Regions from separate parts of the Homo sapiens genome. Here region 2 is linked to region 1. The links are chromatin contacts, found by Hi-C or POLR2A ChIA-PET in ENCODE. All regions are on one chromosome and are shown on one strand. Each heading gives the region's core, a stretch centred on a gene start or an enhancer-like site at or near the end of the contact. The rest is flanking DNA. Distances are from core to core; before and after follow the strand shown. Region 1 has its middle 220 kb from the start of SESN3. Region 2 has its middle 270 kb from the start of FAM76B.

Region 1 (6,752 bases), core at 3,078-5,577:
ACCTAGAGCAAATAATACAGAAGGTGAGTCTTGAAGGATAAGAAGGAGCTTGCCAGGAGAGGAGGTGGGAGTGGGAGAATAGGCTCTGTGGTAAGACTCTGCCAGAGGAAATCGCATCCTCAAGACGATGAGGTAAGAAAGAACTTGGTGTTTTCTAAAAAATAAACGAGGCCAATGTGGTAGGAGCAGCAAGGGATAGTGGGGAAGAAAGGACTTGGCAGTGGAGGACCTCAGAAATCACCTGTGACTCTATTTTTTTTCCGAAAACTTTTAAATGTGCAGATAAAGGACAATTTTCTGTCTCCATTAGAAGGATTTAAAATGGGGAAAGGCCATGGAAGGCCAGGAAATATAAGGACCATGGATCCTTGGCAGGGCATGAGAAAGATACAGAGGGAGGTAAAATGAGTTCATTACTGTGAGAATTAGGTCAGAAGACAGACTCTTTAGGTAGGTGGCAAAATAGGTAGGTAGTTTAGATTGGGAGAAATGGGAAATTACAAAACCCAGGTTCCTGGAAGAGCCTGAAAGGGAAGGAGAAGAGGTTTATAGTTCACCTGATACAGAAAAAGATACCACCAGCTTCTTGGGCATCCAGCAAGAAGCAGTAAAGGGAAACTTTGACCAAGACATCTTGGTAGGATTTTTAAAAAAAATGAATAATAGAGTAGAATCTGTTACCAATTCATGTACCTGGAGTTGCACACCAAAGTGTGGTCTAGCAAAAAGACTCTCCAAGCTTGAAGGCTGTAGGCCTGAGTGTCCTGGCTCCCTTCCTAACCAGCAGTTTGCCTTTGGGCCAGTCATTTAAACTGTCTGGCCCTGGTTGCCTCCCTGGGTATGGGAGTAGATGATCTCAAAGATTCCAACATGGAGGATTATTACATCTTCATAGATTGTCACTGCTGGTGACAGTCAATCCCATGAAGACTGGCCTGAGAGTAAATAATGGGGTTCAAGATCCTTAGGAAGAAAAATCTGAGGCTGTAGTCAAGGGAAAAATTCCGCCTGGGAGGGTATTGGGAAGGGAGGGAGCTGGAGTTCCAAGGCTCTGGGGCTCTGCAGTGTGCTCCTATGACCAGTGCAGCTTGCATGATTGAAGATATTGTAGCGTCAACTGCCTCAAAGACTCATAATCTGCTGTTGTTTTTTTTTTTCCTTTTATCTGCCCAATTTGCCCAAGTCCTCAGATTGCATTATTGTTCTTATCATTAATTCCTTCTTTACAGTGCAGCAGTTTTAATTAGATTCATTTCCTGTTTTTCCCTCTCAGGGAGCAGTACATGATGTCTGATGGCTCCTGAGTGCCTGGAGAGGGTGTGATAAAGAAACTCAGTGCAAGTGGATAGTTCAAGGAGAGAGGAGGGTAGGCAGGTCAGGATAGGGGTGAGGATGGGAGAGGAAAGAAGAGAGCCCAGCAGGCAAATCTTGCTCTAGCTGTTGATTCCTCATCAGCACCCAGTGACCCAGCCATGAATAATGCTGTTGGCTTGGAGAGACCACCCCCTAGTTGAGTCTGGAGTATTTCCCTAGCCTTGCGTCAGCCTTGTTATTTATCTGACTCTTCATTTCCTGGACGGTTTCGGCTGGGAAGAACCTCTTTAAGCATTGATATGCCAGTCTAATTACAATTAATAAGGTCAGAAGCTGAAAAATTTATTTGATATTCCCACCTTGTGGACGGATTCAGACCTGAAGAATCAAAAGCTTGTCTGACCTCAGTTTTGAGGCCTCTGACCTTGCAGATGCCAACCACTCTGGGATGCTCTGTGGGAAAGTGGATTGTTGCATTTTTTAGGATTCAATTTTATTTTTTGTCATTAAAAACATTTTTTAGGGAAAGGCCTTCCAAAGTTCCAGGCCAAGGAGCAAGACACAGTACAGCATTCAACTATGTTCAAATGTGCCTCTCATTAGCTGTTTGATCTTGGCCAAGTTATGTAACCCATCCAATCTCAGCTTCCTCTCTGGTAAAATAGAGCTAATAATACCTACCACATGGAAGTGCAATGGAAAATAGATAAGATAATGTATATTCTGATGCCAAATAGCTAAGTATTATCAGCAGTTTAGATCCAGGAGAGCCAAAATCAACATGGTGAGAGTCTGTGTAGTGAGGAAGGAAAAGAGAAAAATAGGAAGGAAAAGAGAAAAACCTCAGTTATGAAGGTCCATAACTTAGTGGGTCTAGAATATATGCTTTAGAGTCAGATCTAGGACCAACTTTCAATTCTGTCATTTATTAGATGTGTGATATTGGGAATTATTTTAATTTCTGAGCCTCAAGTTTCTCATCTGCAAAATGGGAATAAAAATCACATCTGCCTTATCAGGCTGTCTTGAGCACTAAATGAGATAATGCTTTGTGGCTGAGACTTGCTAGATACCCAACAACCTTTTCCCTTTTCTTCATGAGTCACCAATAGACTACATTTCCCAACTTCCTTGCATCTAAGTGAGGCTTTGTGACTAAGCTCTGATGAATGGAATGTGGATAGAAGAGATATAGGCTACATTATCGAAGGCTTATCCCCAAAACCTTCCTTATAATCCTCTATACCCTCTCTTTCCTCATCTACTGGTAGATTCAGAGGATCCAGAAGAGAACTCTAGGGTTCAGAGAAGGCAGAGCCACTGTATGGAAGGAGCCTGGGTCCTTGAATGACTGGAGCATAGCACTCCCCGCTCTGCCCCTCTCAATCTGTATTGGATTATGGTTTAACTACTGATATTTTAGAATTGCTTGTTAAAACAATTAATCTGTCCTGACGTATTTATTCTCATAAAACACATGGTAATTCTTCAATAAATGTTAGTGATTATGATTATGATTATTTGCTCCTTGGCTGGAATGGCTGAGTGAGCAGTTCCATAATTTAATAAACTTAATACTACAAGTGTGTTTTTGTTTTCTCTCCTGGCTGGAAGATTAACTGCTAATCTTTGGATTCCCTAAAAATGATATTAATAATGTCTTCATTTATTTGTCTAATTCATAAATATTCACTGTATGCCTACTCTTTATACAATTTTATTAGTTGCTGGGTAATGCAGGGATAATATCTTCATGAAATCTTTAATTTCACAAAGAGGGACTGGTATACAACTAGCTCTATTATGATGTAGAATAAAATGTGTGCTTTAACTCTCACCTAATCATCATAAACTGTGGCCTGTAACACTTCACTTCTTAAGAAATCTATAATACTCTTTCAAAGTTCAACCCAGGGTAGGATCTATGGGAAAGTTTTGCCACTTTCCTGGCAACCTAACCTCAACCTTCCATGGTCAGGAAAAGAGAAGGAGGGTTAAGTGGGAGCTGTTGTTTCATTGGAAACCACGTATGTGTTTACATGGTGCTGCTTTGTGGCCTCTAGAAGCCTTCCCAGCCCCTCCCTTCCTTTCTCTCTTCCTCCCTACGATTGTGCGATTGTGTGGCATCGCCGGCATCTCCTGGAGTTTGCTCATCTGTCCTGCTCTCCCAGGGCAGGGTGAGCGAAGGCTTAGCTGTGACAATCTAGTGCCCATTTTGTTCAACTTTGCCATCTCCTCTTCCCGGAACTCAGCTGTTTTATTTGTAAAATAGGCCAAATTAGATTGGAACTCAGGTCATTGGATATGTAGCATTCCCTTCTATCCATTACAAACAGCACTAATGAATCAACGCATTCCTTTTGCTGAGCCTGAACCCACGCAAGCCTTCACAAACTCAATACCCACTTCCAAGCAGCTCCACCAAGCTATCAGACTTGGATCCAGAGTCAGATGATCTCCAGGCATCTTTGGTAATGACAATAATACTCTCTGACCCCCTTAAAATGTTTTTTAAGGCACTTTTAGGTAGATAATCTCATAAGCACTCTGAGAGTGGGGTGGCATCTGTTATTTTTGTCCCCTAACCTCACTGTGCTCAGCTCTCAAGTCTCAAGGAAAGCTCAGCAAATATTTGAGAACTGAAAAAGACCCTGCTCCTCCTGACCCCTCCTTCTGATCTTTGCTTCTATTCCCTCACCAGTATGTCTTTTCACAGTCACAGGTACTAGTCTCATTCTCACTGCCTGTTTGACCTGGAATTACGTGAGCTCATAGGTTCATCTAGTCCATCCCTCTGCTCCCAAATAGGCTATTTCACATTCCAGCACTGACAAGTGCTGAGCCTGTTGAAGAAGGACAGCTGTCAGGCCCAAGAGCCCTTTCTTGGAATGCCTGCTGGTAAAACCAAGATCATTGGGCCTGTTTGTGGATGACTAGTTGGCTTAAAGGATTCCAAATCTTGCCTGTGGATTTTTCTTTCTGAACATATCATTAGATCTGAGGGTGTGCCAAACCAGCTCGGAGGCAAGGCTTTGTCACTGCGCCTTTTCATTCATTATTATTTCTCAGGCAGATCTATTTCTCATTGACTGGGGCCTCTTGGGCCCCTCCCTTGCCTTGTCATGCTCAGAACAGCCTGTTTGGCCGCCCTCCAGGGACCGCACTGGCCCAGAGGTGCTGTCGCCTGCCTCTCCTGACTGGTGGGGACAGGCCTGAGCTAAGGCTGCCTTTGTTCTTTCACAGTGGGTTATTTTCCCTTGGGCTTGGATGGCTCAGCAAAAGTTACTGGACGCTCGGCAGGGTGGGAGCCCTGAGCTGCACAGTTTATATTGGAAACTGTGGACATTGTTCTGGATCATCTGCATGGTGCCAGCATTTTTCCTTTTTGTCTGACAGGGTGAATAGTATGGCATGGGAATGGGGTGGGGATAGGGTCAGGCACGAGTCCATGCAGTCTGCCTTGCATTGCGCAGAGTTCTTTCCCAGCAGTGCCAATGCCGGCTCTGGCAAAGGAGGGGAGTGACCCAGGGAGGGCGTTGGTGAGACCGCTGTTTAGACTCAATCTTTAAAACCATAGACACCTTCAGGCACAGGCAGGACAAAAGGAAAAGAGAGAGGATGACAGGGAAACAAAGATGGTAATAGATTTAGGGGCATAGGAGAGAAGGTAGAAAATGAGAAAGTGTTTCTTCAATGAATCCCTTCTAGATATTACTCTAGTCATCTCATTTGAGGTCCTACAGCATCTATTATATATACCAAATCTTTCACTCCCTACTGTATACAAGTGTGTGACTTAAATTCCGCTCTAGGCTTGCTTTCCCCTCAGAGATTCTCCTACTCTTTGGCCTGAATTCTACTTCACAGTGAGTGTCCATCAAAAGCTCTTTGCTATACTGTCTCCCAGCCTCACTTCCTAAGCATTCTCAGAGCTTCCACTCCTGAGACTACGTGGCCTCCCTTATCGCATGTCATCTACCTCAAAGCTGCCAATTTACTTGGGGGTAAATCAAATCCACTTGAGCCACAAATCTCATCAATGCAGTGAGTTCACTAAAGAGTTGGGAGTAAAGGCATTATCCCAACACAATTTATGGCTGCAGTCTTGCAACTAGCTCTTCTCTTTTGACTTTGCTACCTTTCTCCTAAGTCTATGCCTCCACCTTGCATTTCCCTTGGTGTGAAGCTATCTTTTAGCTCTCTCTTTTCCCTTCTGACACTATTTGACAGTGAATATTTCCTGTGCTAACCTCTGGAAAATAAATACATGTCCTTCCATTTGGATAGCACTTTAGAGTTTACAAGATGTTTTCATAAACCTCATTGTAGAAAAATCTTCACAACGATCTCATGAAACTCAGATTATAATCCAGCTGATTTCTGCACTTTAAATCTAGGTTGTTTTCCCCCATGTTTAATGACCATCTACCTCTCAGGAAGAACCAGGAACTCTTGCAGAGTTAGGACAGGGAATGGGGAGCTGGGTCTCTGAGGGTGGGGTAGAGGGTGAGAAGGTCTCAGCGGGTAGAGGCCTTGGTGGTGAACAATGCAAATCTTACAGAAAACTTTTTACTTCAAGCCACCCACATTTTTTTTTCTTTCTCAGGCCCCAATATTTGCCTGGTTTATTTCATTTTCTCTTTTGTAAACCACAGCTTCTAACCATGGTTACTCTTGATTTACTCATTCATTCCTTCATTCATTCCCTTGCTCTTTACCCAACATTTCCTGGTGTCTACAACATTCCAAGCAGTGGTGCTTCTCTTTCCTGTGGAGAAGCACAGGCTGCTGCACAGCAGTGGGGCTGAGGTTCCTGTCCTGGGAGCTGGAAACAGCCCCGTGGAGAATTCTAGCAAAAGGACGTGAAAGGGCCCCTCCTCTGCAGCAGATCAACTTCCCTGTTTTTCATGGACATCCTCTGGCAAAGATTAAGACCATATGTTTTTCTATTAATATACATAAGATTGAGGAAAGACGTATCTTCATTCCAGAGAAGCACCCAGAGCCCTCCGTCTTCCAAGAATTCCTCAGCCGGAAGCTCAATGTGGTGGTCATGCAGCTACTCCTCTTTCATGTGCCTTCCACACATGGCTTCCACAATACCACACCTCTTGCCTTTCCCTCAATCTCATTGGTTGTTGCTGCTCAGAGGCTTTGAAGCTTTTTCCTCTTCACATTGGAGGGCTCCAGGACTCAGTCCTTTGTCTTCTTTTCTTCCCGAACTACCCTCTCTCCCTCGGTGATTTCATTTGCTCTCATGCCTTTAAACACCATCCACATGCCAACAACTCCCACATTTATTTCTCCATCCCAAATCCAGGCTAGCATGTCTAACTGCGTAACCGACATTGCCACTTTGATGTTTAATAGATATATGAAGTTCTGTATGTCCAAAAGAAGCTCTGAGTTTTTCCTCACAAGCCTACTTTGCCCATCAC
Region 2 (6,396 bases), core at 804-3,303, 67 kb after region 1:
CTGAGGACCCTCATTCAAAGTATCCATGTTTGCAGAGTGTTCTTGAGATGGGGATGCAGCTTGTGTTTCCCTGCATCTGTTCTTTCATACAGGACATAATTGTTAAAATAGTGATACAACCAATAGAAACAATGACCTATGGTAGCAGCAAGATAGAACCAATTTATTCCAACTTAGAGAATAAGGTAAGATTTTACAGAAGCGGTAAATGTGCAGTTAGGCCTTTTAAACATGGGCAGAATATCAACAGGTGAATGAAGCAGTAAAGGCATTCATTATTTCACCCATTCTACCAACATTTATTAAGATTCCATTATGTGTCTAGGCACCAAGGTGTTCTAGGCACCAAGGACATGTGTGAATAGGACATCATTCCTGCCTTCAAAGGGCATGCAGTACATTCATCTTGGGCTGAAGATACAATGTAAGCAAAGGCACAGAGTTCCAGAGGTATGTGGCAAGTTCAGTGAACAATATGGCTAAGACCTAGGGTCCACTGTGTATGAAGGCAAGTAGGAAAGTACCAGGGAATACGAGGCAGGGAAAAAGTCTGGGGACAGAATACAGAGGATTTTAATATGGCAGTAATAAGTTGAAAGTTCATTATGTGGGCTATAATAAGTCATTAACAGTTTGGAGTTGAAAAAGGGCATGGTCAATTTCTATTTTAGTATAAAGCATTCCATTGGCCTCCTATTGCCTAAAAAATGTCAATGGCTTCACATTACTCATGGGTTTAAGACCAAAATCCTTAGACGGATTCAAAGGACTTGCAATGTCTCCCTTTCCTTGCTGCATGTGGACTTCAGTGATCTTGTATTATCACACCATGCCACTCCCCACCACAGGGCCTTTGCACAGTTTGTTTCATTTTTCAGTGAACCCGTTCCCCTTTACTTAATTAGCTTCTTCTCCTTCAGATCTCAGCTAAGTATTTCTTTGAGAAAGCTTTTCGTGACCTCTACCGTTAGTCCTTACTAGGTCTAATCCCTTAGTATATACACATAATAGATTTGTGATCTTTTGTTACTCTCTATGTCCTTCAGTAGGCTATAATCAATGGCAGAGACTCTGTTTTGTTCATTATTTTCTCTCCAGCGCCTACTACGGTGCCTGGCATATTGTAGACATGCAATAAATATTTGTTAAAAGGAAAGGAAAATAGAAAATCTTTTTAAAATAACATTGTAAAAAATGGTTGTGGGTGAGGGGTTTGGCTGTAAGCGTTGCAATCACAGAAGAGGCTTCACCCACTGACTTCATAGTCAGGCATGCAGTTGTAAATTAATAATAAACTCTCCATGTGGCAGCCATGGAATCATCAGAGTGTTAAGTCTTTCTCTAGCAGCTGATTAGGCTGAATTCATGGGCTGATTAATCTGTCTCTCCAAGAATCATCTCAGTCCAACGCCTGGGTACGAAAAGGCCCTATTGTTTTCCGTTGGTTAATTAAGTGCAATGGCCGGTCACAGATCAGAAAAGCGAAGGTATCATATTGAGTGAGAATGTGCAGAGAGTGGAAATGCAGTGTATTTTAACTGTGTGTGAATAAAGGGGTTAACATTAAAATTACAGAAAAGAGACAGCCCTAGGAAAATTGCTTTATCACAACTGTCTCTGAAATTGTGAAGGGTTAGAATAAGTGGGATGATGAATCTGTGCTTCTCCCTTCCCGCTGATGACTGCATGAGAGGAAATGGGCTCAATCTTCAGGGAGAGAAATTTGAGCAAATTATTTCTCAACAAATTTCCAGAGGAAGTGTGTAAAGTCTTTGTCTCTGGATAAAGAATAAAGGAAAACTGGTAACTATCACTGCTCTGCTGATGAGCATTGTCCTGCCTTAGAATGGTGTGGGTGGTGAGGAAGGTACACACCGTTCCCCTAACCAACACTTCCAATATTAGGATTTTGTTGCCATGCAGGGTTCTGAAGCCATAGAATGACGGCTCTGCATGACATTCCTTGTTTTAATCTGGTAATGCTTTGCAAACCCCATGAATCATCAAATATGCCATGCTTGAGAGATTTTGACAAGTTTTATGAGTCCACCTAGTGCTATTTATTTTTGTTCTCTTTCATTCCTTCTCTGTGGGGAGGAGCACTTTCAAGGGCATCCTTCACAGAATTGGCCAGATGCCATGGTGGCAAATCTAAGTTCTATCATCCTGAGGCAAGAAGTAGCACGTTTTGCTCTTGCCAACTCCTTGGTATGGCATTAACATGACGGATGGAGCCAGCTATTTGCACAACCAGTAACCAGGGCAGATTCTAGGAACTGGGGGTGAGAAGATAAGACACTCCTTTTAAACATAAATATCCCGGGAGGGGTGTCCCAGATCCATGTGTTTGTTGGGGATCTACCTGTTACAGTTTTACGATTCACCCACAGGCTCTATTCAAAATATTTCCAGCATGGCACAGTGCCTGAATTATCTTCCATGATAATTCCTTCTTTGGGGCCTGGCATTGAAGGAACTGCGAATAGGCAAAATCACTATATGGAAGTAGTAGCAAAATAGTGCTATGAGTTTTATCATTTAAGTATTAGTTTAATTGGCTTAATTATCTAAGTCTGTATTGTCCAATTGAGTGGTCACCAACCACATGTAGCTACTGTGCACCTGAAATGTGACTAGTGACTAAATCATCACCGTCTCTTTCATTTTAATTTCATGAGATTTTGATTAATACTAAATCCCAAAACAGAGTGGGGAATCTATGGTCCGTAAGTTTGAGAAATTAGGTATTTTTTAAAAATTAACATCATTCTATATTGCGCAATTTTTAACATGCCAATGTTCAATTTGTCTTTCTCAGAAGGGGATGTCATAGGCAATTTAACAATGATACCTAACCACGGAATAAATTTTGTTGTTTCCATAGGATATCTTGAGGAATACCATTTGGGAAATAACTCTCCACTTGGAAAGGACCAGGAAACAATAGTCAGGCAGAGAGCACCGAGATCTATGCCTTTACTGAGAGAAGATGTGTCTCAAAAGCAGAGCCCTGGGCTGTGAGCTGCAGGGAGTTAGGACTCAGCTTCCTTGCTATGTACGTGTTCGTGTGGTTTTGAGGAACTTTGACATCCCACCAACTTCACCTATCACGTTCATCCCAGCCTAACCTTAGTGTCACTTTTCCTCTTCCAAGGGATGAGTGGGTTTGACCAGCTGAGCTATATGATGTTTTCCAGGTTTAAAATTCTATGGTTCATTCATTCTGATGCAAATCTTTGAAATTTCCTACTTTTTTTTTTAACACTTTCAACCCCTAATTGGATAGTGTCTAAGTAAGTCAGAATATATGCCAAGGTGGATCACAGAAATGTTTTTCTCCTTTGAATACCTCCTAAATTTAAGGGAGGAAAGCAGACCATGAGGAAAAGCATACAATCCTGGGGGAACCAAATATACCACCTTGGTTTGTGAGACCAAACCAGAAAGGAGAATGTAGAAACTTGAAGAAAAGATAAAGCCATTACTTGTAAGGAAGCAAAGTGGTCTGCAGGGACTTTAGATGATAGAGTTTATCTCGATGATAATTTCTAATTCACTGATAGACCAGGAGCAGAGAGTGGCTGGTGAGGTATCTATGTGTAATTGAAAGTGGCATGATTAGAATCAGAGGTACCAATCGTCGACCATAGCAATTATCCAACTGAGAGGTGTTGGCCAAGGAGCATGTTTAAGTCTTTGGCTTGGACAACCAGGAAGATGGAGATGGGAGGTATTCATTCCAGGAAAGAGAAAGTAATGAAGACTGAGCAGGCCTAGATAATAGTAGCTTCAAGTTAGGACATGTGGACTTTGAGATGGCTGGGACACTGTCCAAGTGGTGATGCATAGTAGGAAATTAGGGATCTAGATCTGGATGTTAACAAAGAGGACTTACCAAGAGATAGTCGATATTAGAAGGGAAACGGCTCACTGAAGAGGCAGTGTAGGGTAATGGTTAAGAGAGGGACTTTAGGAACTCTAACACTTCCTTGCTGTGTAACTTTGACCAAGTTACTCTACTTCTTTACGCCTCAGCTTCATCATCTATAAAATAACTGTTTAGTTTTTACCCAACAGAGTCATTGTGATGATTAAATAATGTAGAACATGTAAAAGAATGCATGGCATTCCTAATAAACATTATCGTTACTATTTTCTCCTTTTCGAAGATAAGGAAAATAAAGCTAAGAGTGGGTATATAATTGGCTGACTGTGACACAACTACTAAGTGGCAGTGTTGAGATTCAAGTCCAGTTCTTCCTGAGACATATCCAATGTCCTTTCCACTATATCACTGCAGCCAAAAACTTCAACCATTCAATGCATCACTCCTCATTTGTGAAGTGGGAACATAACCATATGTACTTTATAGGGTTAATATAATATTTATAAAGCATTTAGAACAATGTTTGGGACATTTTATGTGCTGTCGAGTGTTGCTATTATTAGTAGTAAGTAATAGCAATAATAAACACTAAAAACATTTTTCCTACACTCTGCTGTCTGGTAAAATAAAAGTGCCTCCATTTTAAACTAACTCAAGCAAGATATATTTGGGCTAGAATGGGGTAGGTTGAAGGAATCAGCAGGGGTGGGTCCGGTGTTCCCTTTGCATCAGGAAAAGATGAATCCTAGGAACATTGTGAAGGAGCTGAGTGGCGCCGGCAAGGCCCAATTCTTTGGTCTGAATACATGGGCTTGGGAGGGGGTGGGTAAAGTAGAAAGAATTCAAATCTGCACATCTCCAGTGACAGTTGCCACATTTGGGATCAACTGAAACACACTTTCATCCAAGTACTAACCAGGACCAACCCTACTTAGCTCCGGAGATCAGACGAGATCGGGTGCTTTCAGGGTGGTATGGCAGTAGACCTGAAACACACTTTCAAAAGGAATAAATACCTCTAAAAAAATAAGGCTTGGAAGATAGGCATATGGAAAAATGAGGCCAGGGATACAGAAAAAGTACAAGTCAAAATAAATCTGACTCCTGACTTCCTGCTCTCTGATCTGCTCATGTAGCTTCAAGATTTGTTTATGATTGTTTGCGTAGTTGAGAATCTCTGGGGTTTTTTGATTGTTTTTCATTACAAAATTCAACACAGCGGGATACAAGTTTTATGCTTCTATTCCCATTTTGTCAGGAAAGAACAGAGTGAAAACTTTTTAATCTCCCCCCGCCCCCACTATCAACATCGCTGAGATGATTTAATGCCTCATAACAGAAGTAATTTTGTGATAATGACACAAAGGCAGCAATTAAAAAATATTGTTTGTTTCGGGGCCTATAAATTGGCTGTTGGTAATTGACAACAGAATGTGTTTTCTAATCCTCTGAAATGATATCTTATTGCAAGCTGGCATGGTAATTACTGTATTTGTACAGTACCAGAGGAGTTCCAGCCTGAGTTTGACAGGGAGTTGATTAAATCACCCAGGTGTAATTGAAGGTTTTGATTGCATTGCCTCTGAGCTGATCAGCATTAGTAATAGCCTGGCTTTCTGCTGTCATGTGTTTTTAGAGCTGGTGGTATATCAGCCCTTTCAATCTCCCTCCCAGCTCTCAGCCTCTGTTGTGCCAATGTCAAGAGAGAGCCAAGAGAGCTTCTCAGCACAGAAAAAATGAGAACAGACAGCAGATCCCTGGTGCTGGACCTGAATGACATCATTTGAAACAAAAAAGAAACCTGTTTCTAACTGCCTGCTTTGTTTCTTTAGATGGAGAGGACAGGGACTATGGTGGTCACAAGATGTGGCTTGCACATGGCCTAGTCAGTGCAACATAAGGACGTATGTCATGTAACGCAAGAAAAGGGCTTCTGCTCATAATTTGCTCCTTTGGTGATTTCAAATTTTTAAAGGATCACTTCTCAAGAAGGAGAATTGAATTTGTCAATCTTAAATGCAACATTTTAGTCAGTTATCAAGAGAGATATCCTGACTCTATGCTATGAAGAACCTTTGATTTTTTTGGTATTATTCCATTTACTTACGTGGTATTTTTCCATTAACTTACGTGGTTGGTATTATTCCATTTACTTACATGGTATTTTTTGAGTGATGTTTCAGAAAGCACTTTGCAAAGGAGAAGGACAGATAAGATACATTAATAAACTCCAATACAAAGCTGAACATGATAAAGCCCTTACAAACAGTATAAACTAATTGAGATAGAAGAAGTACAGAAAATATTCGTGTCTTACAAATTTACTGGCCATCAGCTAAGATTATCTATGATAAGAAGGTGAATAAGGTTTTTTCCCCTTTAAGATTTTATAGTCTGATCAAGAAAACAAAAGTTACAAGAATAAAATGATAACAGCTATTATTTTTTACTTTTTGTGGATTATTTCTCAGTTTTCATAAGAACCTCTGTGGTAGATGCAACTTTTATTT

What was found. Hi-C counts contacts between places; a loop is a spot of excess contacts on that map. ChIA-PET counts read pairs that join two places held with the same protein, here RNA polymerase II (POLR2A). Pooled maps may share reads with other maps.
Region 2: a map of mammary epithelial cell shows a loop between it and region 1 (4-fold over the local background). The contact joins two enhancer-like sites. A Hi-C loop is called at or near these places in 2 of 168 maps with a recorded cell type or tissue (HCT116 and mammary epithelial cell) and 1 of 50 pooled maps. POLR2A ChIA-PET finds 5 or more read pairs at or near these places in 5 of 52 experiments (GM12878, MCF 10A, OCI-LY7 and 2 more).

What each region holds. Positions count from the first base shown.
Region 1 is chr11:95,449,509-95,456,260 of GRCh38, forward strand. No RefSeq gene overlaps it. Among named protein-coding and RNA genes, the nearest start is that of SESN3, 220 kb to the left of the region's middle. Within about 2 kb of position 4,328, at least 9 of the 41 ENCODE cell types and tissues checked have a DNase peak (open chromatin) inside an H3K27ac peak, as active enhancers do; they include mammary epithelial cell, where a contact is called at or near this core.
Region 2 is chr11:95,519,263-95,525,658 of GRCh38, forward strand. No RefSeq gene overlaps it. Among named protein-coding and RNA genes, the nearest start is that of FAM76B, 270 kb to the right of the region's middle. Within about 2 kb of position 2,054, at least 2 of the 41 ENCODE cell types and tissues checked have a DNase peak (open chromatin) inside an H3K27ac peak, as active enhancers do; they include mammary epithelial cell, where a contact is called at or near this core.